Linked DNA regions of Mus musculus: all the other regions are linked to region 5. The links are chromatin loops, found by intact Hi-C in ENCODE. Cell type or tissue: heart. All regions are shown on one strand. Region 1 overlaps Cdc42bpb (CDC42 binding protein kinase beta). Region 2 overlaps Rcor1 (REST corepressor 1). Region 3 overlaps Cdc42bpb (CDC42 binding protein kinase beta). Region 4 holds the start of Amn (amnionless). Region 5 overlaps Lbhd2 (LBH domain containing 2).

The links. Hi-C counts contacts between places; a loop is a spot of excess contacts. Peaks named below come from ENCODE experiments on the same cell type or tissue, not always from the same donor. Only the 100,000 strongest peaks of a DNase experiment are listed, where the experiment ranks them.
Region 1: it touches region 5 in a loop (3-fold over the local background); 7 of 42 quality-filtered maps call a loop at or near these places.
Region 2: a loop joins it to region 5, with 3 times the contacts of the local background. A loop is called at or near these places in 3 of 42 quality-filtered maps.
Region 3: it touches region 5 in a loop (3-fold over the local background); 7 of 42 quality-filtered maps call a loop at or near these places.
Region 4: it touches region 5 in a loop (6-fold over the local background); 16 of 42 quality-filtered maps call a loop at or near these places.

What each region holds. Positions count from the first base shown.
Region 1 is chr12:111,331,211-111,336,210 of GRCm38, reverse strand. Cdc42bpb (CDC42 binding protein kinase beta) reads left to right here. Exons shown (of 37, transcript NM_183016.2): 5 at 37-185. Among named protein-coding and RNA genes, the nearest start is that of Cdc42bpb, 44 kb to the left of the region's middle. In heart, CTCF peaks have their summits at 1,922 (motif pointing left) and 3,015; no DNase peak of the experiment used is centred here.
Region 2 is chr12:111,086,824-111,091,823 of GRCm38, reverse strand. The region is part of intron 3 of Rcor1 (REST corepressor 1); the gene reads right to left. Among named protein-coding and RNA genes, the nearest start is that of Rcor1, 50 kb to the right of the region's middle. In heart, a CTCF peak has its summit at 3,349 (motif pointing left); a DNase peak (open chromatin) is centred at 2,453.
Region 3 is chr12:111,341,882-111,346,881 of GRCm38, reverse strand. It overlaps Cdc42bpb (CDC42 binding protein kinase beta), which reads left to right. Exons shown (of 37, transcript NM_183016.2): 2 at 1,259-1,350; 3 at 4,773-4,856. Among named protein-coding and RNA genes, the nearest start is that of Cdc42bpb, 33 kb to the left of the region's middle. In heart, a CTCF peak has its summit at 2,750 (motif pointing left); no DNase peak of the experiment used is centred here; H3K4me3 peaks cover 55 bases; H3K27ac peaks cover 71 bases.
Region 4 is chr12:111,270,248-111,275,247 of GRCm38, reverse strand. It overlaps Amn (amnionless), which reads right to left and starts at 4,152. Exons shown (of 12, transcript NM_033603.3): 1 at 4,084-4,152; 2 at 3,433-3,551; 3 at 3,306-3,350; 4 at 1,018-1,105; 5 at 672-889; 6 at 400-537; 7 at 186-294; 8 at 9-91. The coding sequence starts at 4,126. Gm51960 (a long non-coding RNA gene) reads left to right here and starts at 1,512. Exons shown (of 3, transcript XR_003950150.1): 1 at 1,512-2,470; 2 at 3,223-3,428; 3 at 4,033-5,000. In heart, no CTCF peak of the experiment used is centred here; a DNase peak (open chromatin) is centred at 2,647; H3K4me3 peaks cover 2,475 bases; H3K27ac peaks cover 1,261 bases; H3K27me3 peaks cover 5,000 bases.
Region 5 is chr12:111,410,974-111,415,973 of GRCm38, reverse strand. It overlaps Lbhd2 (LBH domain containing 2), which reads right to left. Exons shown (of 4, transcript NM_001101503.2): 4 at 3,882-4,250. The coding sequence ends at 4,129. Among named protein-coding and RNA genes, the nearest start is that of Exoc3l4, 4.0 kb to the left of the region's middle. In heart, CTCF peaks have their summits at 2,435 (motif pointing right) and 3,276 (motif pointing right); DNase peaks (open chromatin) are centred at 2,453 and 3,833; H3K4me3 peaks cover 1,357 bases; H3K27ac peaks cover 2,132 bases; H3K27me3 peaks cover 897 bases.

The DNA.
Region 1 (5,000 bases), 80 kb after region 5:
TTAAGAGCTGTCTTCTCTTCTCTTTCTGATTTGCAGTACTTGGTCATGGATTACTATGTAGGTGGTGATCTGCTGACCCTGCTGAGTAAGTTTGAAGACAAGCTTCCGGAAGACATGGCGAGGTTCTACATTGGCGAGATGGTGTTGGCCATTGACTCGATCCACCAGCTCCACTATGTGCACAGGTAACCAGCCACCTCTTCATGAAATGTGTGACTATGATATTAAACAGGGCGAAGCCTCCTTTTGGGGTTCCTAGTCTCAGGCCTCAGTCCCAGGCCACCTGAGGAGTCCGGCCGATGACAAGTCTTCACCGAGTGACTAAGCTCGGGCACAGAGTTGTGTTTCCCATCACAACCTGAGCCCCGCAACACCCAGAATGTTGGGCTCCTATTGCTCCAGTTGTGGTGGTTGAATTCCCAACAGCTGAGCCGTAATGGCTTTTAAGGGTCCCTATTTGCCTGGCCTCACTGGCCCGGTGACTCCACCCACTGCACCCCACGCTCTTAGCTGTCCAGACTGGCCCATGAAGCCCTCACAGAGGAGGAGAGGGTTGAAGCCTAGGTGTTCTCTGTCACAGCAGTGGGGAAGGCCAGGAGAGTCACCTGCAGGTGTGCACTCCCTCGGGGCTACCTTTTTCTTTCTCCCATTGCCCGGTTGGTAAAATCGCTTCTGGTGGAGTCTGTATACAGTGCTGCTTGACTGTTCCAGCTGAGCCCTGCGATGTATAAAAGGAGAATTTATCTTTCTCTGTTTGCGTGTCTGTCTGTGCTTGTATACCACATGTGTGGGTGCCTGGAAAACCCAGAAGGGGAGGCCGGATTCCTGGACTTGAGACCGTCCCTCACTGAGCTGGAAGCTGCTGGCTCATCAAGGCTGGGCAGCAAATGAGCTCCCGGGATCTTCTTTCCCCAGTGCTGGGGACTTGAACTCAGGCCCTAAGGCTGAGCCGTCTCCTTGGTCCAAAGTATAATACATCTTACAATTGTGTTTTGTTGCTAGATTTGTTTGCTTGTTTTGGGGAGGGGTGCACGTGTTGTGACGCATATGCAGTAATCAGACAACTGTCGGGAGACGGTCTTGTCATTTACCACTGAGGGATTGAACTCAGGTTGTCAGGCTTGGCAGCAAGCGAGTTTACCCACTGAGCCATCTTGTTGGTCCAAGACTGTAGTTCTTAGATTAGTTTTCATTTCTCTGGATTAAAAGCTTTCCTGATTTTTCTGTATATATTTTTGAGAATCTGTCACTAACGCCCTCAGGTCGTACTCATGTCATCAAGCTCTGGTCACTCAGAATGTCTCCTCTGTTGGTGCTTCAGCCTTTTCAGTCGTGCTGTTCTGGGCTTACCCCTAGAGAGCGCTCTGCTCTGAGTGGGCAGCTGCCTTCCTCCTCCGAATCAGATCCGTGTATCTCTTGAATGTCCGGCCTCCTTTGTGAGGCTCAGCCTCGCTGTGCCGGTTTCTTGAGAAGAGGCTCGTGAGGTCTCGGTTTCTGTTCCATCCATGCTGGTGGCTTGGCTTCATCCACGGAGAGGGGCCAGCCACATGTCACTTCCTGGGATCGGGACATTGCTGCTCCCGTGTCTTCCTTCTCCACAAAGTTTTTCGGAGAGAGAGGTCTCTGGGGTTGATTTGTTCTTTGCTTTTTCTGTTATTCTGGGATGATCCCAGGCCTTGCAGGAGCTGAGCACACACTGGTGCTCTTCTAGGATTGTACCACTTGGAAGGCCTCTGTGAGACTCCCCACAGGAGCACAGCACCCACGGTGACAGGGAGCACAGCACCCACGGTGGAAGGATGGACTTTTCCGTTTCACTGAGTGCTGTGTCATTTCCAGGGGAGAGGGTGGTGCTGGCTCACCAGAGTAGCCAAACAAACTGCCCTTTAGTTCAGAGAGGTTTGATAGTGCGCCCCCTTTTGTTCTGTATGTGAGGGTGCCTCACCTGCTTCTGCGGGTCCTGCAGTTCTGGGATACTGTTAATTGTTTTCGCTACTGGAGATTGAATGTAGCGCTCCCTCCCCATTCTCCCACTTAGCCACAGCACACAGCCCTCCATCATGAGTCTGCTCCCATCAGTGCCCAGACTGGCTTGTGCTTGGGCGTCCTCATCCCTGGGATCATAGGGCTGGGTGTTACCAGGCCTGGCTGTTGCAGTTCAGGTTTTCAAAATGTTTTTATGTGTATGTATCTATGTGCCATGTATGTATACCATGTATACGTGGAAGCCTGCAGAGGCCAGGTGCTTGTGAGCTGCCCAACATGGGTACTAGGTACTGGGTACTAGGTACTAGGTACTAGGCACTAGGAACCAAACTGTAGAAGAACAGCAAGTGTTCTTAATCACCAAACCATCTCTCTGAATACCTTTTATTTAAAAAAAAAAGTGTGTGTGTGTGTGTGTGTGTGTGTGTGTGTGTGTGTGTGTTGGTATGGTTGTAGGCACACGTGCATATGGAAGTTAGCAAATTGCGGGAGTTATTTCTCAACCATGAGGGTCTCAGGAATCAAACTTAGGTCCTCTGGTGACGTCTGTGACCTTTACCCAGGGAACCATCTCACTGGCTCCTGGGTTCTTAATTAGTTAATTTCAGTAGCTGTATGTGGCAAATGACTGCTACATTACAGCCTTGGAGATATAAATTAGGTTTGCCTGGTTTTTATTACATATCCTGAGCCGTACTATACATACACTGTTGGGGCTTGAGGTGAGGTCTTGACGGCCAGATGGCCTGCAGCGGGGTTCTTTTGCTACAGCCTCGCTAATGCTGAGCGTCCAAGCATGCAGTGCCACTCCTGGCCTGTCTATAGTGTGTGTTTTCTTTCTCCCTTTTAATGTTGGAGTCCTAGAGACTGAGTTTAGGGTCTCACTTATCCAGCAAGCGCTCTGCTGGGCTACATCCCAGCTCTAACATTTCCTTCCAAAACAACGTCTAAACTAATTTCCAGCTCGTGTAACGATTGCCAGAAAGTAGAAAAGCATTTGCCCAGATCCACGCGCTGCTGACATCCTGCCCAGTGTCTCCCTCTCCCGTGCGCACACACATGTGCACAGCATCTTTCTAGAGCTGCATTGGTGTGTGTGTTGGATGTCTGAGGATTCGGTGCGTTCTCTTCACAGAGTGTGCTTGGCCTCAGGAGACCTCTTGGTTTATTTTGGGTTTTGGTTTTTGAGACAGAGTCTCTATAATGTAGCTCTGGCTGCCCTGGGCTTGCTATGTAGACCAGGCTGGCCTCAAACTCCCAGAGCTCTGGCTGCCTCTGGAGATGTGGGATTCAGGGTGTGTGCCACTGTGCCCAGGCAGGGAAACTCATTCTTGGTCTTACTTCTGTCTGTGCTCGCATTGGCCCTTGGTCCTTACGTAGTGTGACTCTTCTGTCACTGTGGTAAAACGCCATGGCCAAAGGCAACTTAAGGAAGAGAGTTCCTTTTGGCTTACAGTCCCGGATGGAGAAGAGTCTGCGGTGGCAGGGTTGGGGCCAAGGACCCTGAAGCCAAAAGCTCACACGTTGAATTGAGAGTATGAAGCAAAAAGAGAAGCGGGAGCTGGAAGTGGCTTGGTTTCAGCCTGTGACAGCCACCTGTAGTGACAGACTCCCTCGCCCCCCCACAGCACCAGCTGTGGCCCACGTCCCAGTGCCTAAGACTGTGTGTATCCTTCAGGCCACCACAGTCCTCCGGTGAGAGGCAGATCCAATCACGCTCAAGCCCCACCTTCTCCACCTTTTAAATCCGGAACCCTTCCTCATCCTCCCTGTGTTTTTACGAACGTGGTGCTTTGCAGTAGAACAGGCACGGCTGGTCCTCTGGTCCTGGAGTAAAGCATTCAGTTCACGCTCGGCAGACACTGCCCATCAGTTCTGTGACAGCGGTGAACCAGGTTGCCCCGCGACGACTTGTCCTGCACTTCTTGTGCCCTGAAAAGGCACTTTGAACCCATGTGCATCTCTTCCTCTCGAGTGGCCCCTGACAGGCTCTACCCCGGCAGGCTTCGCGGCCGCCATGGGTGACCTACTTCCAGGCCCTCGGAGCCATCTTCTGCCACAGAAAGTTCTCCGCTTCTCTCTGATCGTCTGCTGATTTCCAGTGTGCGTTCCTTGAGGTCTGTGAGCCCTCTGGGAGGTTGGCGAGTGCTCTCAACTGCTGTGCCATGCCTCCAGCCCCTGTTACACCTGTCTACTGCTCTGCTGTATGCAGACGCCCTAGGTCTGGGCATTAGGTGCATCTGGTGTGTCTCAGCTGCACACAGTATGGCCCTGAGTAGCTGTATCTCCATGTGAATGTCAGTGTGTCTGCAGAGTAATTCCAGAACCAGCATTTCTGGGTCAGAAGACATACCCGCGACGAGCCGTCTTTTTACAGGTTGCTGATCCCTGTTTGCTTTACAGTCCACAGTGTGTGAGATGCTCTTTCCTCTGTATCCGTGCCAACTGCGCATGCTGAGCCCTTGCCACCGACGGCGAGGAGGTGGCATACAGTTGTAGTTTTCCTTTTCCTTTTTTCTTGTGAGGCTGAACCTTTTTATATCCTTGTGTGTCTGCTTCTGAGTTATATGTTCTCACTTCACTAGGGCTTCTGCCTTATTCCTTACAAAGAAATATTTGTCTTTTATCTGCCACTCTGGAGTTTTCTCTTCTTCATCTCTTTTTTTAGCATTTGTTTTTGTTATTTTTAATTCTGTGCATGTATGTTGATTTGTGCATGTCAATTCAGGTGCTCCACCGTGGCCAGAGGTGCTGGATTCCCTTGGGTTTGCAGGCAGTTACGGTCCTCCTGACTACATGTTGTTAGCCACCGAGCCAGCCTTCCAGCCCTTCCCTCTCTTTTTAAAAGATGCAAGATCTGTCTCTTCAGCCCAGGAAGACCTTGATCACGGTCCTCCCTTGCCGTCCGTTGTCTGTCTGTGCTGGGATCAACAGGCACGCGCACGTGGGCGGTCTGTTCCTCGTGGAGCTTCTGGATGTTCTGTCCGACTGACTGCGCTGCCCTCCTCCCCTGC
Region 2 (5,000 bases), 320 kb after region 5:
TTCATCCTACTACAAGGACAGTTGCTCAACCGTGCTCATTGCTGCTCTATTCATAATAGCAAGGTACAACCTAGATGTCTGTCTGTGAATGAATGAAGAAAACGTGGTATATTTACACAGTGGAATATCACTCAGTTGTTTATAAAAAAATGAAATCATGAAATTCACAGGTAAATGTATGAAGCTAGAAAAAAATCATCCTAAGTGAGGTACCCCAGACCCAGAAAGACAAATATGACATGTGTTGGTGTCAGCTATAAGTAACTATAAGTAAGCTACAATCCATGTTGCCACAGAAGATCTGTGTAGAACAGGGGATGAGCGGGCTGTGCTGAGTCACCCTAAGACGGGAAATGGAATACACAGTCACAGACGAATAAGGGATGGACTGGAAGAGGATCAAGCAGGAAAGGGGAGGGATGGGGAAGAGGGGAGGAAATACAGGGACGGACAGCTAAAACTAGGGCCCATTTAAGGGGTTGTATAGACACCTAATACAATAGAAGCTCCTTAAAATATATACATGGAATAACAGGGAGACAGACCCCAGGATGGACATCACTTGTCACCTAATGAAGTCTCCACTGCCAGGAATGGATTAAGTCCTGTCGCATTGTGGGTCAAAGGGGCCCCATGAGAACCTCAAACAACTCAACACTGTTCCCAAGGTTCCTGAGGTCCTGTTCTGAAGACAGCACTTACACAACTCCCTGAGCTAGAACTTTGGTCCCAGTACTAGGGAGGTGGATCTCTGAAATCTAGGCCACTCAAGCCTACACAGTGAGATCCAATCAAAAAATAAAGAAGTGGCAGGAGCAACAGTCCAGCAGGCCAGAGCACTGGCTGCTCCTGCAGGACTCAGGGCCAAGTCCCAGCACCCACACAGCAACTGACAATTATCCCTAACTCCAGTTCTAAGGGTCCAAAGGGCACAAATACACTTAGGTGGACAAACATTTATACACATAAAGTAAAATAAATAAATCTAAAAAAATAACTCATCAAAAGGGCTGGAGAGAAGGCTCAGAGGTTAAGAGTCAGCTCTTCCAGGTCCCGAGTTCAATTCCCAGCAACCACATGGTGGCTCACAACCATCTGTAATGGGGTCTGATGCCCTCTTCTGCTGTGTCTGAAGACAGAGACAGAAAAACAACAAAGGTAAGACAGTTTGCTAAGTCAATGATGGTGGTATCTGCCCCCAAAAGTAGAGACAGCACAGGCCAGCTATGTTCATGAAGGGTCAGGATCCAATCCAAGCTCTGCCTCTATTTACTGCGCAAAAAAAGTCAAGACTGACCTTGAACTTGTGGCAATGCTTTTAGTGCTTCGCTATAGCAACTTATAGGTTTCTACTATTTAATAAAAATTTCGGTTACTATCATTTTGGATTTACCTTCAAGACTGTGACCCAAAGGACTGGGCTTTAAAAAATTAAAATGTGGTCTGGCAAGGTGGCTTTGAGGTAAAAAGAAGCACTCATTGCCAGTCCTCACACACACATGAACCCTGGAACAAGGAGAGGGTCAATGCAGCAAGCTTCCCTCTGACCTCTACACCTGCAACAGTGTGAATATACACACCCAAAATTTAAATAATTAAAACTAAAGTGCAGTTGTTCAAGGTAGTGTGCCTAGAGAGCAGCCAAGTTTCCCAAACCAGCCAATGCCAGCTACCATGAAGACAGAGTTGCTCCGCTCTCATGTCCACCAACCTAGCCTTGCCTTGCCTTGCCTTTCCTTTCCTTTCCTTTCCTTTCCTTTCCTTTCCTTTCCTTTCCTTTTTCATCTATTTGTTTGTGACAGTGTCTCTCTACGTAGCCCTGGATGTCCTAGAACTTGCTATGTATGTAGGCCAGGCTCGTCTTAAACCCAGAGACCCCAACTGTAATTTGTTTTGAACACTGAGTGTCCACTGTCCCCAGCAGAGCTCGGTCGCCTAACTGGGAACATCAGCCACGGGCATCCACTCTTCTTGCTTTTCTTGAAATGTTCTTCGGAGTTAGTTACACAAATACTAATTTTGGTAGGCCTCTCTGCTACACTACCTGGTCCTCACTTCTCTGATTTTCTGAGAGAGGTGGACACCTACCCCCCACCCTACTTTGCACAGGACAGCATTTGGTACAAGCGATGAAATGGGAGATATGCATTAGCTAAAAACTCCCTCATGGTTAAAAGCCCTTCCATGAAAATAAACTTTCCGCCTAAGAAAATCAACTCTGCTCTCATAAGAACAAAAGCTTACAGGAGCTTAAAGGAAATGAAATGGCTCAGGAGAAACACAAGTCCCCTGAGGATCTCTCCAGGGGAGAGTCCGTGTCTGTCTCTGTAAGGGGCTGAGGGGTCCTGTGCAGAACCTCTTGGGGACCAAGGCAGGAGGTCCACAGAGGTCACACAGCTTAAGCAGCAGCACAGTGGCTCTGTCCCCAGGGCATCCTGCCCACGCTTGGGAGAGGAGAGGCCTGTCGCTGACTGACTACTCCCACTGACACCCGCCTGCAGGTCAGAAGCCTCAGACTCAGCACTGGGCAGACTCCGTCTGCGCTGACATCACCACCATGGCGCAGTGCAGGGCTGTTTACTTGACAATTATATCCAAACAGGCCTGGAGAACCACCTGATATTAACTCTGATGGTGACAGATCTGCACCACTGTGATCATAAAACAGAGACTGTATTAATCCATGGCTTTTTAGGGTTGCAGTACTCACTCACTATTTGGTGTAGCTTGAACAGAGTAAAATACAGCATGATCAAAGGAATGTGATAGAGGCCAAAGGCAAGTAACAAAATATGCCTTGGCTTGCGCTTTGTTTCTATGTTAATATTTTTAACCCAATGAAACAAAGTCCTTAGAGTAGCAAGAGTTTCAAATTCAATTGCAAAAGAAAGAACAGATGAAAGCTGCTATGGTAACCAATTCACCCTTCCCTCCCCCAGACACTGCAGATTCAGAAACTGTCATCCTGAGTCGGTTACAGAGTAGGAGGCTCAGACCATAAGGCAGGCTGAGGACAAAGCTTATGGTCTTAATGGAGCTTAGAAAAAGACTATAACGGTTTGCAGTGGCACTAGGTACTGCAAAGGAAACACTACAGTAATTTCTGTCATGGCTTAAAATTGAGACTGCCAAACATTTCTAAAGAATGTAATAACAAGATTGGAGATGCTGCTCAGTAGAGCGTTATGCCTGGTGTGCACAAGGTTCTGGGTTCAATCCCCAGAACAATGGAGTATGATAAAAAAAAAAAGACCATGGCATTTCCTTTTATTATTATGAAAGAAGTTATCCCTAAGACTCACATAGAAGCAAAAGGAACATTTACGTACAACAGTTCTGCCACCTGGTGGACAAAGACATTACTACAGCCAACATCTGAACCCTGACTATCTTGAAGGAACAAGAGAAGGCAAGTCAGAAACAAGATAACTATGCTGTTTGTTACTATTCCCACTGCGTGCGTGCCCATTCCCCAGCCACCAGTGAAGACCACCATGGAGAGACAAGAGATGACTGCTCCATCCCAGCGCACAGCGCAGGAGGCTAAGTTCTCTTCAGGTCTTAAGTGTACTTCTCTGTAACTGGATAATTCTGTCCTCTTTTCCAGAACTCACATTTGCATATCAGTGTAAGAGTGAGCAGACCAGGCACACCTTTACCCTCAGCCCTCAGGAGGCAGGTGAGTCTCTATGCGGCCAGTTTGGACGTCACTGTGAATTCCGGACCAGCCAGAGCTACATGGTGAGACCCTGTCTCAAAATAGTCAGACACACACACATCCCTTCAACTCTTCCAGACCTGTCCCTAAGCAGGGAGCTGAACACTCACAGCAACCTTATTAACTGTGTGTACTTGGCTGTGCACGAAATAATTCAAAGACTCAAGATCTGCCTGGCTTTAATAGGGAGGGTGGGGTAGAGGGCGGCATAGACTAAGACAGTGCGTCATCTCTCTATTCTTGAGCAGAATGGAAAGAAAGCAGCCTTGGCTTCTCCTGAGAAACTGCTAGCTGAACTCCTTTGCTCGACTACAGAACAAGGATGAGACTCTTCGTCAGTCCTTCATAGAGTATTAGGAAAACATTTAAGATACACACGTGTAAACAATTATCAAATCAACTCTGTCACAACATTTCTTTTTTGCAGTGCTAGAAATCACACCTGAAGTTCCTTCCATCCATGACAGGCAAGTGCTCTCCTACTGAACACAATCCCTTTTATGTTTCTTTTCTCAGTCCTGAGAAACAAATCTAGGCCTTTCCTATGTTAAATCAATTTTCTGCCTCTAGGCAACACCTTCAGTGCCTAACGTATATTTGTATTTTTGTTTGTTGGCTTTTCGAGACAGGGTTTCTCTGTGTAGCTTTGGCTGACCAGAAACTGAGCTCTATAGACCAGGCTTTTCAGAGTATTGGGATTAAAGGTGTGTACCACCACTGCCAGGCTCCTGATATATTTATTTCATTCATGCCCCAAACTTCCTTTTAATGACTAGAGACTGCCTTACAAATGACTCATTTCAAGGCCACCTTCAACTAGGTCTTAGGCAGGCAGGATAGTGGCAATCGGAAAGCTGTTTCCATCTCTGAATCCCAGTGCCTTGAGTGGTTTACCTGTCTAACCCTGTATTTGTAGGCCTAGCAGTGAAGCAAGCTGTATACTACAGGAAGCTGACCTGCTTCACCCAAGTCACTTCCTCTCTATGCCTGATCCTTCTGGGCATGGGGGACAAAGTTAAGAATATGTTGAAGGGGGCCAAGGGGACTTACAAATCCTACCACTTTCAATGCTGCAACCTTGTGTGAAGCTACTCTTCATTCAGCACAGACACTGTGGACACTGCTGGAGAAACAGGCTCTTCAACAGCTTGCAGCACAGGCTGCAGCAGGATAGTCTATAGTAAATTATCTATTGTATGTATCAGAATCCATCCTCCAACAGACTTCTTAGATCTACTTTATGGCTAGTGCTACTCCCTGTAGCTATTTGGGCCCTTGTGGA
Region 3 (5,000 bases), 69 kb after region 5:
GATGTAAGAAGTAATACATTTGCTCAGTTTGGCCCAACTGCCTAACATTCTAGAAACTCTTATAGCCAGGTGTGGTGGCGCACACCTTTAATCCCAGCACTCTGAAGGCAGAGACAATCGGATCTGTGAGTTTGAGGCCAGCCTGGTCTATAGAGGATGTCCCAGAACAGCCTGGGCTACACAGAGAAAGAAAGGAAACCTCTAGTAATTAAGACCAATGGAAATTAGCATAAAATCGGTTTGGGCTTGAAGGTAAGAGCAGGCATACAAGATGCAACCAACATACTTGCCAGGTAGGCCAGATCATGAGCAGGAGAGGAGGGGCAGTGATCAGGAGCCAGACCTCACCGTGCTAGCCCTGTCCCTGTCCCCTGCTCTCCTGGGAGAAAGGAGAACTCTCTGTGAATTATTGTCATATACTGGAAGATGTGTGTGTGTGTGGGGGGGGGGTGCTCAGAGTCACAGAGCTCTGCCTGTCACAGCTGCATGAAGGCTGAAAGACCAAGGCATGGTCTATTTCCTTGAAGGCTCAGGAAGGAACTTGTTTGCCTGTTCCAGCTCCTAGTGGCTGCCAGGTTCCTTGGTATTAACTGGTTTGAGGCTGCTTCCCTCTCTCCTCTATCTTCCTGTGGCTTTCTCTCCCTCCTGACTCTGTCCAAATTTTATTACTCTAAGAACACCAAATACTGGGCTGGAGAGATGGCTCGCTGGTTAAGAACATGCAGTGTTCTTGCAGAGGACCCAGGTTCAACTCCCAGCACCCACATCAGGCGGCTTACAACTGCTTGTAACTCAAGCTCCAAGGGATGCCCCTAACCTCAGACACATGCACACACACAGACAGACAGACATCTGTGTACGTGTAAGTAAATAGTAAAAGTATTTTTAAAAGACACAATCTTGTAGGCTTTAGGGCCCACTCAGTTGTGGTGTGTGATCTCATGTTAACTTGGTCACATCTGTGAAGACATTGTTTCCTAAGAAGTCCTATTTGAAGGAGCACTTCATCCCCGTTCTAACACACCTTCCAAAGCCCAGCAATATGCTGGTTGCCCGTCTCAGTGGACCAACCTCGGATCTAACCAGGAAAGTAGAGGGGTTACCAGATTTTTGCAGCAACTATATTTGTTATAGTAGATACTGAAGCATTACTGTTGACAGCCATCCGTATTCAGAGAAAGCTGCTAGTGTGGTGCCGCCATCAGGTAGGGTTTAGGAGAGTGTCGTGTGCTGGACTAAACTGTGTTTCTCCTTACAGCCAAGCCTTTCACCCAGCTCGTGAAGGACATGCAGCTTCATCGAGAAGACTTCGAGATCATCAAAGTGATCGGGAGAGGAGCCTTTGGTGAGGTAAGAGAGACCCCCCTCCACGTGGCCCAGGCAGTACCGGCTCCTTACATCTGGGGGCTGATACTGGTATCATCTGAAGAGCTCTGGGCGGGTAAACAGGACCAGCATGATGTATTGATTAATGTTGTTATCATGTCCTATGGTCAATTTTATGCTAATAAAATTCCTTCCTTCATAAAATTCCATCGTTTTTAGGAAGATAGCTCTGTGTGTGTGTGTGCGTGCGCGCGCGAGCGCCCCCCCTTTCCCCCCCTCCCGCATGCGTAATATGTCTGAATATGTCTGTTTGCTACATATTTGTACCTGGGGGGCCCTGTTAGAGGCCAAAGATTGACATTAGATGTCTTCTGTCACTCTCCACCTCAGGCTTTGAGAGACAGTCTCACTGAACCTGAGTTCAGCCGGGCTGGTTTGATCCGCCCCTGCCTCTCTATGCTGGGTTACAGGGGTCTAGCATCCTGTGCTGGGATCACAGGGGGTACAGCATGGCATACTGCTTTGTTCTTGGGTCCTGGGGCTTGAGCTTAGGTCCTGCAGACGGAGCCAACGCCCAGGCTTCACTTGGTACCCAGGGTATGGAGCTTGCTCTTGTATACACAGCAGGCTGATTGCTGTAGAAATGACTGCATCAGAAACTAAAGGGATTTACCAGAAGGGAAAACTTCAAGCTTAGATATTTGTGTTCTGTGCCATGGTTTTAATAAACTTACATGGAGCTTGAGTCAGTGTTAATAGTATTATTGATTTAAGAGGCAAAGATGCTGGGAATCGGTTTATAAATCCTTTTTGGGTATATTATTTAATCAGCTGGGCAAACCTGGGCCAGGCAGGGCAGGTACCACCTCTCAGTGCTTGTCCACGCTGTGCTTGTCCACGCTGAGAATCAAGTTGGTCTTGGTTCTGGGTTGGAGTCTTTTGACTTCAGACTTTTTTCTTAATTGCTTAGGAAACATCCTCTTGTCAAAGCTCCTTCATTATATTCTCACTCCCTTAGGGTTTTGAGACGTGCTCTCTCTCTATGCTCTCTCTCTATCGTTCTGGCTGTTCCTGGAACTCACTATGGAGACCAGGCTGGCCTCAAACTCACAGTTTGCCTCTGAGTGCTGGGGTTAAAGTCATACACCACTATTCTTGGCCTTTAGTTCTCTCTTAATAAGAGTTCCGTTTACTCATGATTAACCAGCATTTCCTTCATTAGAAAAGAGTTCTTTAAATTTTTGTTATTTTGAAGTTTTAAGAATTTAGAATGGGAAGTGGGGTTTCTGGAAAGATGTTGGAGCAGGAACCACTAGACATCTGCTTCCTCTCCTTGCTAGAAGTTATTTGTTCAGAATCTGTCTAATGAAATCTATTTGGAACTCAAGTCTATTAGCTTGCGACCTCTAGAGGCAGCTTGATGGTTAAATGTGGTAGATTTTGGTCAGCTTATTAGCAGATACCTATGTCTCAAAAGTGATCCTTTGAAATACTTGAAGTTTGGGCTGGAAAGTTTCTGGTACACCAGATGAGAAAATTATTCCTTGTTTATTTTGTAAGTAGTTTTATAGTAAAGCTTATCCCACAGACAAAGTTTTTTTTACACTAAATTTTACTTGAATGTTTCATTTCTACATATTCTTAATGGATGTTTCTCTGTGACACACACATTCTTCCATGCGTTTTATCAGCTATTTTGTTGGTTGTCCAGATGTGTATCTTGTGAGGAGTGAGGCTTGTGAGAGTTCCAGTGTTGAGGGTCTTGTTCTCAGCATCCAGGTTCTTGTGCGTCCCCTTCAGAGCATCTGAGCTTGTCTGAAGCCAGCTCTGCTGTCCTCTGCAGCAGTGAAGCCAGAATGGCTTTAAAGTGGCAGCGCCTCATTTGCTTGCCCGTGGCTGGCTCTCAGGAGGGAAGAGCCTCTCTGGTACAGCAGTGGTCTTGCACCCAGAGCTGCTGATCTGCACAGAGACTGTTTCCTATTGACTCAGCTTGCAGCAGGCTTGGCTGTTGCTTTGTAAGCCACAGATAAACAGCATGGAGGCCACTAAGAGCAGCCACCATGCTGATGTGGATGTAGGGAACGTTGTGTAGGGCATCCCTACTGGACTCAGAAGGCCAGTGGCTGTGTCAGGGGACGAGCATCATGGAAGAGCCACTGTCATCCAAGGAAGACATTGAATTCTGGTTGTCATTTTTTTAAAAATATAAATTGTTCCTGTCACTTTTTTAAAAAGATTTATTTTATGTATATGAGTACACTGTAGCTGTATAGATGCTTGTGAGCCTTGGGGTTGTTGTAAATTAATTTTTTTTTTAGACTTCTGCTTGCTCCAGCCCAAGGATTTGTTTATTATTATACATAAGTACGCTGTAGTTGTCTTCAGATACCCCAGAAGAGGGCGTCAGGTCTCATTACGGGTGGTTGTGAGTCACCGTGTGCTTGCTGGGATTTGAACTCAGGACCTTCAGAAGAGCAGTCAGTGCTCTTACCCGCTGAGCCATCTCACCAACCCCTCTGGTTGTCATTTTAATGTAGGCTTTAAAAGCTTGTGCTGGCCTGTGATTCCACTGCTCCTGTGCTGCCATTTAGTCCCTTCCTCACTAAAAGTCAACAGCTGTGGACAATGGCTGTCTAGCATCCATCCCGGGAAGGATTGTGAGGACACATGGCACGTGCTTAGGATGCGTCAGTTCTCAGGGTACCTCGGTGGTGGCATTGTGAGGTGTGTGCTGCTTAGGAGAGAAGGTGGTTCTGTCTCAGAGCTTAGTGTTCCGTGGATCATCTTAGTGCAGAGACACTTGGCCTCCCTCCAAATGGCGGCACATATTGTCCTGAAGGAGCTGTATGTGAGTGGGAAGTGACGCACACAGTGGCTCATCTCGATGCTACTGGTCATGATGGAGGTCACTAGGGGTGACAGAGACGCCCTGAAAGAGGTGTTATTACAGTCAGGCCTGAGGGTGCTTCTAAGCCTCTTTTGCTATACTCTAGACCCGCACAGCCACTACCTCTGTGAAGCAAAGATTCACATGAGTAGCTGGTAGATGCCAGCAGGGAAGGTGGACAGAGGCAAGAGGGAGAGGGTGAGGCGTGTGGAGATTGCCCCTGGTACAAGGAGAAGCTACAAGCCAACATAAAAGGGCCGTGTTTGTTTTCACTGAAAATCCTCAGGTGTTGTTCAAGGGGAAGACAGGGAACCCCAGTGCCCATTGCTTAGTCCTCAAGTGTCTCTTTACCTGAGCCAGGTGGATGCATCCAAGCTACAGTGTGGTTAAAGCCAAGTTGTCTTGTTTAAAGGGCAACTCTCTATACAGAAGGCGTCTCTCTCTCCCCTCTCTCTCGACTCCCCTTCTCTGAGTTCCCAGCCAGTTAAGATGAACTTTTAGATGTGCAAGGCTTTTGAAACATTAACTAATTTTTTTTTAATTCTAATTTACATTCTAGGTTGCTGTTGTCAAAATGAAGAACACTGAACGAATTTATGCAATGAAAATTCTCAACAAATGGGAAATGCTAAAGAGAGCAGAGGTATGTGTGGAGTGCACAGTAAGTAAAGATGGTGTGTGTGTGCTGTGTCTATTTGTGTGTGCATGTGTGTGTGTGTGTGCGTGTGCGTGCATGTGCGTGCATGTGTGTGCATGCATGTGTGTGTGTACGTGCGCGCGTGTGTTT
Region 4 (5,000 bases), 140 kb after region 5:
TTCCTTACCTGCTTCAGGAAGAGGTCCAGCAGCCGCGCTCGGTACCGCTCCAGGTCAAATGTGGGGTCGTGGGTCAACGACACGATAGCTCCTGGGACAGGAGGACAGGTTAACGTCACGGACCCCAGCAGGAGAGGGAAGCCCACCGGAAGCGCGTTCCAGGGCGGCGGGAGGGGGACGCTCACCGCAGAGGTCACAGCATTGTCCTTGAGGCAGTAGGGGGTCCTGGCAGGCGGCCTGGGGACAGCGGCCGCCCAAGGGCTGCAGCAGAGACGCGCAGATCCACGGCAGCATCTGGGTGGGGGCACGGAGGTGAACGCAGGAAAGCGCAGCGGCAGCCACGCGCCTCAGCGTGGCCGGGGCCGGCCCTCGCGCTGTGCCCGGTCAAGACTCACTCACCTCGGCGTTGCCACAGACGCAGCCCGACGCGTCGGTGCAAGCTTGGGACCCCACTCTCAGCGCGCCCGACCCGTGGAAGCGCAGGCGGCCCTCGCGGGACGCCAGGAAAGCAGTCAGGTCCTCGTCGCGCGAGAACGTCTGCGGGTGGTGGCATCACCAGCGGCCAGGAGAGCGAGGAGAGAGTCTGAGTGCGCGGGCCCACGCGCGCAGCTGCAGGGTGCCGCGGGGACGCGCACAGGGGATGGGACCCCAGCCCTCCCGTGCCTGCTCACCTGGCCCACTGCCGAGACGCTGCGAACGTGCACCGGGTTGGGGCCTGGGCCAAGCGCCACGCGGAAAGATCCATCGCGCGGGAAGAGGACGTCGTCGTAGCTGCAGGGCACGCGCTCGGCGTCCACGGAGAAGAGCCCGGGCGCCTGAGTCCCGGAGCTCCAGAGGTGCGGGTCAAGCCAGGAGAAGCGATCGGGATTGCGGAAGAGCAACGGGGCGCCTGTGTCACCGCGCACCAACCCACTGAGACCTGCTCCGCCTAGTGCTCCCGCGCCCCGCATTCTATAAGCCCCGCCCCTCTAACCACGCCCCGAGAGCGGGGTTCCGAGCCATGCCCATCTTTCTCACCAGGGTTACAAGCTGGGTCCGAGTCGCCTCCTGCAGCGCTGAGTGCAGCTCCCGAGGCCAGGACCAACTCCCCGTCCAGAGGCAGGAGCTGTGGAAAGCGCAGGGTGAGGTGGCGCATGGTCCGGGCACGCACTTCGACCAACTAACACCTCCAGGGCACAAGGGAAAACCCAAGCTGCGACCTTGGTGGGGAGCTAAGTGAAGTCAGGGCCCGGGAACCTTAACGTGGCTGAGGCTAACAGGAAACCCAGCTAGGTCTCACCAGGGAAAGAAAAGAGAAGGCACACCGGGCACATGAGCCAGGGCGAAAGGACCCCCAACTGAGCTGTAGAGGCGACTTGGAGGATCACATCTGACGCTAAGGAGCAGGGCACAGCTGAGAGCCTGGGAATCCATGGAGCACTTGGGGCGGGAGGTGACATTGCCAGCACCCATCACTTGGAGAAAGTATAAGACAAGGTCTCCCGGGTCTTAGAAGCCAGACTTTAAAATATATCCATTTGCCACTGGGGAAGCGGCTTCAGTTTCAGAGAGAGGGACGCAGGAGAAGGAAGGACATCTAAGAGTGATTTTAGCTAGTTTCGAGGCTCCACTACGGGATCATCTCACCGTTCAAATCCAGTTCTGAGCTAGGACTGTGCTGTGCGGAAGGGAAAGACTGATCCGACACTATTTCCTGGTTCCCCAAGCCTCGGGACCTCATCCCTCCATCTTTGTCCCAGAGCTTAGGGAGACGGGGCCACGGGAGCTGCTCCTCACAGGGCCATCAGGTACCAGTCATCACCCACAGCCCAGGCTCTTGTCCCCACTTGGCCTTGCTAGAGCTTCAGACCTGTCCAAAGGCTCACCCTAGACAGAGGAGATGACATAGGCCAGGTACACCCACGCCAAGGGACTCCACCCACGGGTGGGAACAGACATGATGTATTGTAAGCACAGTGGCACCTCAGGATGGGCGCTCTCTCTCTCTCTCTCTCTCTCTCTCTCTCTCACACACACACACACACACACACACACACACACACACACACACCATGTGAATGGAATGTATTCTTATAAAGAACAGGGCTGGGGTAGAACTCGGGGATGGAACACCTACCTACCTAGCATTTGTGAGACCCTGGGTTCTGTCCCTAGCATCACAATAAACGAACAGAACGGAAGAGGAAATAAGACGAGATTGTAGAAAGCTACCCCACTAGGGACCTAGCACTAGTAGATAAACACCAGGCCTGGTCTAGCTGTGGGTGTTCAGTGACAGGTGGCCACATCCAGGCTCCACAGAAGACGGCAGAGGAGTCCAGGGGAAGGGTGGACATCCAAGTACCAAATTACTGTCTGAGGGAGGCTGAGGCAGAGACATGAAACAATGGGGAGAGCTTTCCAGACCTGAGCTTGGGAAAGCAGACTTCAGCGGAAGCGCCAGCAAGCAGAACCTAATCCACACATGCAGGTATGCTTGATATCAAAGACAGAGACTATCCCAGCTTCCAAGATATGAACAGACAATAAATGGCTGGAGCCATGGCCCACTGGTTAAGGTTCAAGACTGCTCTTACAAAGAATGCAGGCTCCCGGTCCACATGGTGGCTCACAACCGGCTGTGATCTGGCGCCCCCTTCTGGCCTCTAGTGGTTCTGCGTGCACAAGTTGCTTGGAGGATGCTAGTCTTTTTTTGGAGAATTGGAACAGAAGGTGGAACTCCCATGTCATCCCGTTAGGAAATTAGCAAAAGGAAGAGCCAGGCGTGGTGGCGCACGCCTTTAATCCCAGCACTTGGGAGGCAGAGGCAGGCGGATTTCTGAGTTCGAGGCCAGCCTGGTCTACGGAGTGAGTTTCAGGACAGCCAGAGCTACACAGAGAAACACAGTCTAGAAAAACCAAAAGAAAAGGAATTAAGGAAGAAAGGAAGAGAGAGAGAGAGTTCATTCTTAGCTCCAACCACAGGGTCTGAACTAGGGTCTCGGGACCATCAGCCTTTATTTATAAAGCACATAGCCTTAGCATGAGGGGAGGCAGGGGCTGTTTAACCTCTTGCTCCTCACCCTCCGGCTAGCTGGGCCACTGGTAGCTTGTTAACATGGCCTCCAGGAAGGGAAGGGCAGGCACGTTTCCCAGAGCCCACCCTGCACTTAGATACTGTGGGGGAGGGGACAGTGGAGCTGGACTGGGAGACCCCACGTACTCTCTGATGTCCTTTCCCAGAGATTGTCTCTACCCAGAGGCTCCATGGCGGCGCACGACCCAGGGCCAGCCATGCCCGCTGAGGCCACAGCCCCGAGCCTTACCATATCCGAGATGGCGTGACTGTCTCGTACCAGGACCGACACCATCTGCAGCAAGAGGTGGCGTTAGGCGCGAGGCTGACCGACCTCCCCACCTCCAGTTCATCCCCTCAACCCCCCACCAAGGTACCTTGTCCGCCGGGAACTGAACCGCATCTCCCGCGCACGGGGTCCGGTTCTGGTTCCAGTTGGAGGCAGTATCGAAGGAGGTATTGGGGACCCAAAGTTTGTAGGCGGCCCGAGTCATTGCTAAAGAAAGGAAGGCTGAGTGTCGCCTTCTGGGAAGGCGACTTTCCAAAGAGGCGCGGCAGAGGTGCACACAGCGCAAGGCGGTCAGGCCCCACCGCGGCGTTCTCAGGCGCACTCTTAGCTGATCTACAGAACCCGCGCAAACATGCCCTTCTCCTCCCTCGGAACGTCGTCTCTATTCACAGCACTCTGACTGCCCGGGGGGGGGGGGGTCGGAGGGGAATCGGCCCTTAGGAAAGAGCTCTGGCGGGAAGCTCACTGGGGCAGAGAGGGGTCCCAGAGCCCGGAGTTGGCGACCCTGTCCCGATTGTGCACAGAGGAGGCGCCAGGGGCTGGGAGGTCCACGGGAATAGGCTGCGGTTTCTCCACTTCCTGGGCTTTGGAAACTTTACCAACCCACGCCAGAGGACCGGGAAATTGAGGCAGGCTGCCAACGCCACCTCCATATCCCAACCTCTCCTGCGATCGCGACCCTTCCTAGAGAAACCTCAGCCTCAATCAAGGTCCAGACCCAGGGGGACACGGGGCCTACCACAGAGCTGCAGCCACAGCAGGACCCGGCCCAGAGCACCCATCTCTCCGCCGAGGCTCTCACAGATGCGGACTTCGCTCCGAGGGCCCCACGTGACCGGGCGGGGCTGAGGGACAGGGGGCGCCCAGATGTTACACATTTACCTTGGGATCGCCCAGCTGTCTCCTGAGGGCCCTTGGAGGAATCTTCTCAGCGGCTTTAGCATCTGCCCTTTAGGACCCAGGACCCTGGGTACCCAATAAGAGGGTGTCGTCCTGACTTTCCCGGTGACACGGTGTGGAGGTGGCCAAGAACCCTGGAACTCAGCCATCTTTGCCCATCTTCTCCAGGCCTGAAGTCTTAGCCTGGGTGTGTGCTCTGCAGGGATTGTGTGGGTTGCAGAACAGACCGGAAGGGATGTCAAAGGCGCGTGAAGGTCCTGGAAGAGAACAAAGAGAGCTAAGGCAGAGAGTGACGTGCCTGGGTAGGCTGGCCATGAAGGCAGGTTAGAGGTGACAGGCAGGGTGCACGATGAATGGAGAATCACCAGTGAGAGAAATGACGGGTGGGCCAGTCACCAAACGGTGGTGGCAGTGGCTTGAGGAGGGCTTCTGTGAGTACATCATTGACAGTGGCACCTGGTGTTGGATGTTAAATTCCTGATAGCAATGGGGATGACAGTGGCTGGAGAGTGACTGGGCTAATGGTAGAGGGTGGCTCACTGATAGCTGTGGATGAGTGGGTAGGGGACAGTGGGTGGTGGCTGGGTGGGAGTGATGGCAGCTGTAGACATGACTAGGTTGTGTGTGTGGGGGGGAAGAGTGGACCGGAAGGGATGTCTGGTGGATGGCAGACTGAGGATGCTGGGAAAGTGGGGTGAAGATGCTGGTGGGGTCCATCTGCAAGGAGTGTTGGCTGAGGTAACAGGAAGGTCGAGG
Region 5 (5,000 bases):
TGTGATCAACGCCTGCAGAAGGCCTTTCTCCCCCGCCAGCTATAAATCTTTGATTTTTCTAGGAATTTCCTCCACAAAACCCCTCACGTATAGAGAAGACATGTACTAAACTCCTTGAGAAAGATCATCAAATTGTTATTGCATACAAGACATCTCCATCACCACTACCACTCATTTATCAGAAGAATGGGAAATGGAGAAAAATAATGCTTTCTTGGTAACCTCAGAGATACAACTTGAGAGTCACCAAGACCAGGGATCTATGGCTAAGGTTAGGGCAGCTTAGTCCCCTGCTGAGCCCCCCTGAGCCGGCTGACTCCTCCCGTGGGCATGTCTTACTTTCTGCTATTCTCCCAACATGTCCTCCATTAAGTCTTACTCTTTCCCCTAACGTCACGTGTAATCCTATGTTAAAGTTTTATTAAAGATCTTTAATAAAAATCTCCAACTCTACTTCAGACTGGCTAGTCCTAAAATTCTTTTCTTCACTAAAGACATAAGTCTCCATTTAGCATAAATTGGGTCTGTAAAAGACGAAGAGGGTCTTAAGGCTGGCGAAGGTGACAGCGCAGTGCTGTGTCTCTGCATCCTCTTCTGGGAGACAACATAACAGCTTAACTATATACCCAGCCTCCCAGTTGACCTGACTTTAACTGATTGTCTTTTTAAAGACCCTATCTCCATATAAGGTCATGTTCTCAGGTTCTGGAGCTAAGGGTTCAACATATAAATAATGGATTTGATGATACAAGGCATATTACATCACCCCATGCTATTTGGAGACAGGCCAAGTCAGACAGAAGCCATCAGAACCACCTCCAGGATGCCCTCCAGTTAATTACTTTTCAGTAATTATAGCTCCCTAGGTGGAACTACCAATCCAAGCCCAAGAGGTACCCGGCTGGACCTTTCCCCTCGGCTCAGCCTGACCTGCCTATTGGCTCCCTTTAAGGAGGCTGCCCTGGGCTCAGGGACCTACCCACCACCACACAGTCGACTGGAGATACCAAGACTGTCTCCAACTCAAATGTAAGTCCTGGGATCTCCAAGTTCAAATTGCTTGAAGTCTAGCCTCATAAGTCCAAGCAGGAAGACTTTGATCTCTTTCTGACTGCTGTGTCTATGCTGCCTCAGAAATCTAATACCCAGGACCAGGAGGATTGTTCTAGGCCTCTCCCAAAGTCTCACCAAACCCCGGACTGAGCATGCCCATGAGGCTGTGATATGTTCTTCTTTGATTTTGTTGCTGGTTGGTATTTTTGTGTTCTTAAACATTCTTTTCATCAAAGTAGAATTTTAAATTATATATATGTGTGTAATATATAATTTAAAATTATATATAATAATATATAATATAATAAAATAACACTAAATATATATTTAATTTATTAAATGTGTTTATTTTATTTTATGTGTTTTGCCTGCAAATATGCGTGTGCACCATATACATGTATGGTGCCTGCAGGGGTCAGAGGGGGACAGATTCCCTGGGACCGGAGTTAGGGATGGTTGTGAATCATCAGGTGGGAACCGAACCCAGGTCCTCTGCAAGAGCAGCAGGTGCTCTTAACCACTGGGCCACCTCTCCAGCCTTAATCTATTTTTTTATGTGCATGGGTGATTTGCCTACATGTATGTCTGTGCTTTCCGAGTGTCATGTCCTCTGGTCACCATGAGAGTGCTGGGACCCAGGCTTAGTCCTCTGGAAGAGCGGATGGTGCTCTTAACTGCTGAGCCAACTCTTCAACTCCAAGTCGGCTGGCCTTGAACTTGCTACATACTTGAGGATGACCTTGAATTCCATTCCTGCTTTCATCTCCCAAGTGTTGGGGTTGCAGTAAGTGCCATTACACCCAGCCAGCAACTTGTTCGATTTTTCCATGTTGCCTTCCCCTGGCTTTTTCAGTAAAATCCCAGCGGAAAAGTCCCAGCATAGTCTAAGAGAAGCCCAGGCGCCAGGGCAGTCAAATTGAGATCAGCTGAGGGCCGTGCAGGGGCCAGCTAAGAGGAGAGGCATAGCTAGAACACCATAGACACCGAGAACGTCAACCCCAGCTCCCCACGACCTTGGGAGAGGCATCTTTGTCTCTAAGCCTTATTTACTCTTAAGTAAACAGGATTGTTACTGGGATGATGTGAGTTCACCTCACCTGAGGACCTGGCTTCTAGGTAGGCAAGAGCAGAAGGACCCTCCACAGATGTTTACCTGTCTAGGGGTCAATTTTGCCCAGAATGCTAAGGGGCCCAGATTGGAATCCATTCTAAGACTGGGGAGGCGGAGTTTACCCTGTGTCCCTGGCGGCTGCGGGGGTCTGGCGGGAGCGGGGTTGTGGGGCCCGAGGTGTGTGTGGATTGTGCCCTACTCTCTCTGAGGCCAATTTGCAGCCTGCTGGTGGACCTAAACGCACCAGACGGTGGCGTCTGCTGTTTTTAAGCACTGACCCCGGCGGACGCTAGGGGGAGCCGCAGGCAGATTTCAGGTCTCCTGTGTGCTAAGGAGAGGCTGGGCTAGGCTGGACTGCTGAGTGGGTGTGGCGTCCGCTCTGGCCTCACCCGGGCTCTCTCCCACTGCTTAGGGAGAAGTGGGCAGAGGTCCGACCCTCTACGCCCCCTCTAGCTCTCGGACCTCCGGAATGGGTTATCACTACACTGGGGCTACCCTGGTAAACCACGGAGAAAGCCTGGGCTTGGGTCCCAGGAGACACCCCCGCCCCTCTCCAAGGGCCCTGGACTTGCCTTCTGTGGGACCCTGTTTAATTGGGCATAATCCTGCCCGGGAGAGAGGTGGTGCAACATCGCTCCTCGTCCCGGTCTGCTCTGCCTCTCGGAGTGGACAGCACTTCCTGCCAAAGGTCAGCCCCCTGAGGATCCCCACACTCCCTCCCCATTTCCTAGTCTCACTGACCTTTCTCAAAACCCACAAGGAGGGCTGGGGACAGGGAGGTTCTAGGACAACAACACTTCTAACCCGTGAACCCTGGCAGGGCCCACGTTGACAGCCTGGACCCAGAGCACCCACGGTTTTAAATTTAAAGCAGACTTCCAGGCAAACTTCCGCACCTCCCCTCCCACCTCTGGCGTTTGGGGGCCAGGCTATATTTAGAAGGGAGGAGGGCTGGAGAAATTGCTTTATTCATCCTGGAGGTTAGCAAGGAGGCCAGGAGAGAACAGAAGGCCTGTGTCTCCCACAGCCCAACCAGCTCACCCATGGTGGGGCCTCGGCCTGAGGGCTTTGTTGAGCTAACATTATGGAAACTTCCTAGTGGCTAGGCCCTGAACTTCCTCAGGCTTGGCCAAGGGAGGGCAGTACATCTTAAGAGGGAGCCCTAGGCATGGTCAGCTTTCTACTCCCCAAGTCAGCCCTGATGAGGTACCATAGCTCCCCTCTTGGTTGTGAAGAGACAAGACCATCATTCAAGGTAAGAGGAGGTGCTTGCCCACCCAAGGTCACATATGGGTGCTGTGGCCAGCTTGAGGGTCCCTCCATAGCTTTGGGCAAAACCGGTCCAGGGCACCTCATTTTGAACCTAAATTTTTCCATCTGTAAAATGGGACTTTTTCAGGGAATTAATATAATCTGGGCTGGAAGAAGACCACCCCTGATGCCCTAATGTACCCAGGATGCAGGGTACAAGGGGTGCCTGACCTCCAAGGGATCTCTAACAGAGGTAGGAGGCCACCTGGAAGAATGGCCATAGGCAGTCTAGGCAAGGAAGAGTAGAGAGAGGGTCCCTAGGCAGAGACAGTGTGAACAGCCTTCTGGCTCTGCTCAGCCTGGCATTCCCCACCCCGGGCTGAGTGCCAAGCACCAAGTGCTTACCATCCAACCTTCTGACTTGCCCAGCCTCAGAGAGACTAGAATACCACTAGCAGAAGCAAACTTGTGCCCAGCAGCTCAAGTACCCACGAAGGTGCCCGTAGCCACCAGGAAGGATGCCTTTATTTCTGCTTCAAGCCACTGAACAAAGAGGGGTATGTTCCAGATCTAGACCATGGAGCGCAAAGGCAGGGGCTGGGGTCCTGGCCACACCCAGCCAGACAGGAAGCTTGGCGAGCTGGGCCTCCTGTGTGGGCCCAGCCTTTTCTGTGAATCAGCCTGTCATCCTGGGATGGAGGTCCTCTTGGTGGTCAGAGAGTAGAGCCTGCCACACCCGCATCTGTTACTGGAGCAGGGAATGCCTGGTGCCCGGAGCTGGCACCCTGGATGACATCATCATCTGCTTCCTTCCCTGGTGGACTTGGGGAAGGAGCTGAAAACAAGCCAAGGAACGAAAAACAAAAACCAAACATAAAGCCCAAAGCCTCTCTATTGGTGACAGCTGTAGCTCCATTGGTCCTGGGGGATCTGAGGTGAGCCTTTGGCAGACATCTGGACGGGACAGCCACTCCTTCCCCGGGGCGGTTGGGAAGGAAGGGGTGATCACACCCTCGTTTTAGGCAAAGAGAAGGAGAATGAAGCCCAGCTCTGGAAGCCTGAAGCAGCCCTCCACCGCCCTGCCCTGTGTGTCAGGGAAAGGTATGGCAGAGAGAATGTGGCAGCCTGAGGGTCTCCTAACAGCCCACACCTCAGTGGTTACCTAAGGGACAGCAGCCACTGCTGCTGTCTCTGCTGCTGGCCTGACACAGGGTGAGGGAGCTTTGAGAAAAGGTGAGGGCCATGGGTATAGATCCCTTCAAGGGCCAAGCTGGATAAGGGCTGGTATAAGGACTAGCCCAGAGGCTGAGGTCTGGGGAGAGGAAGGAGGTTTGTGTGGTTCTGAGCATCTGTCATGGGAGCTGAACTCACGTCCTCACAGTGAGAGACCCTCCACAGGCTTCAGAGAATAAGGACCCCAGGGAACAGCTCAGCCCTCGTGCCTATAGCTTTCAGTGGCTTACGAGCCCCTCTGGAGGCCCTGAGGACTAACTGAGGACTAACTGAGGACTAACCTGAGGACTAACTGAGGACTAACCTGAGGACTAACTGAGGACTAACTGAGGACTAACTGAGGACTAACCTG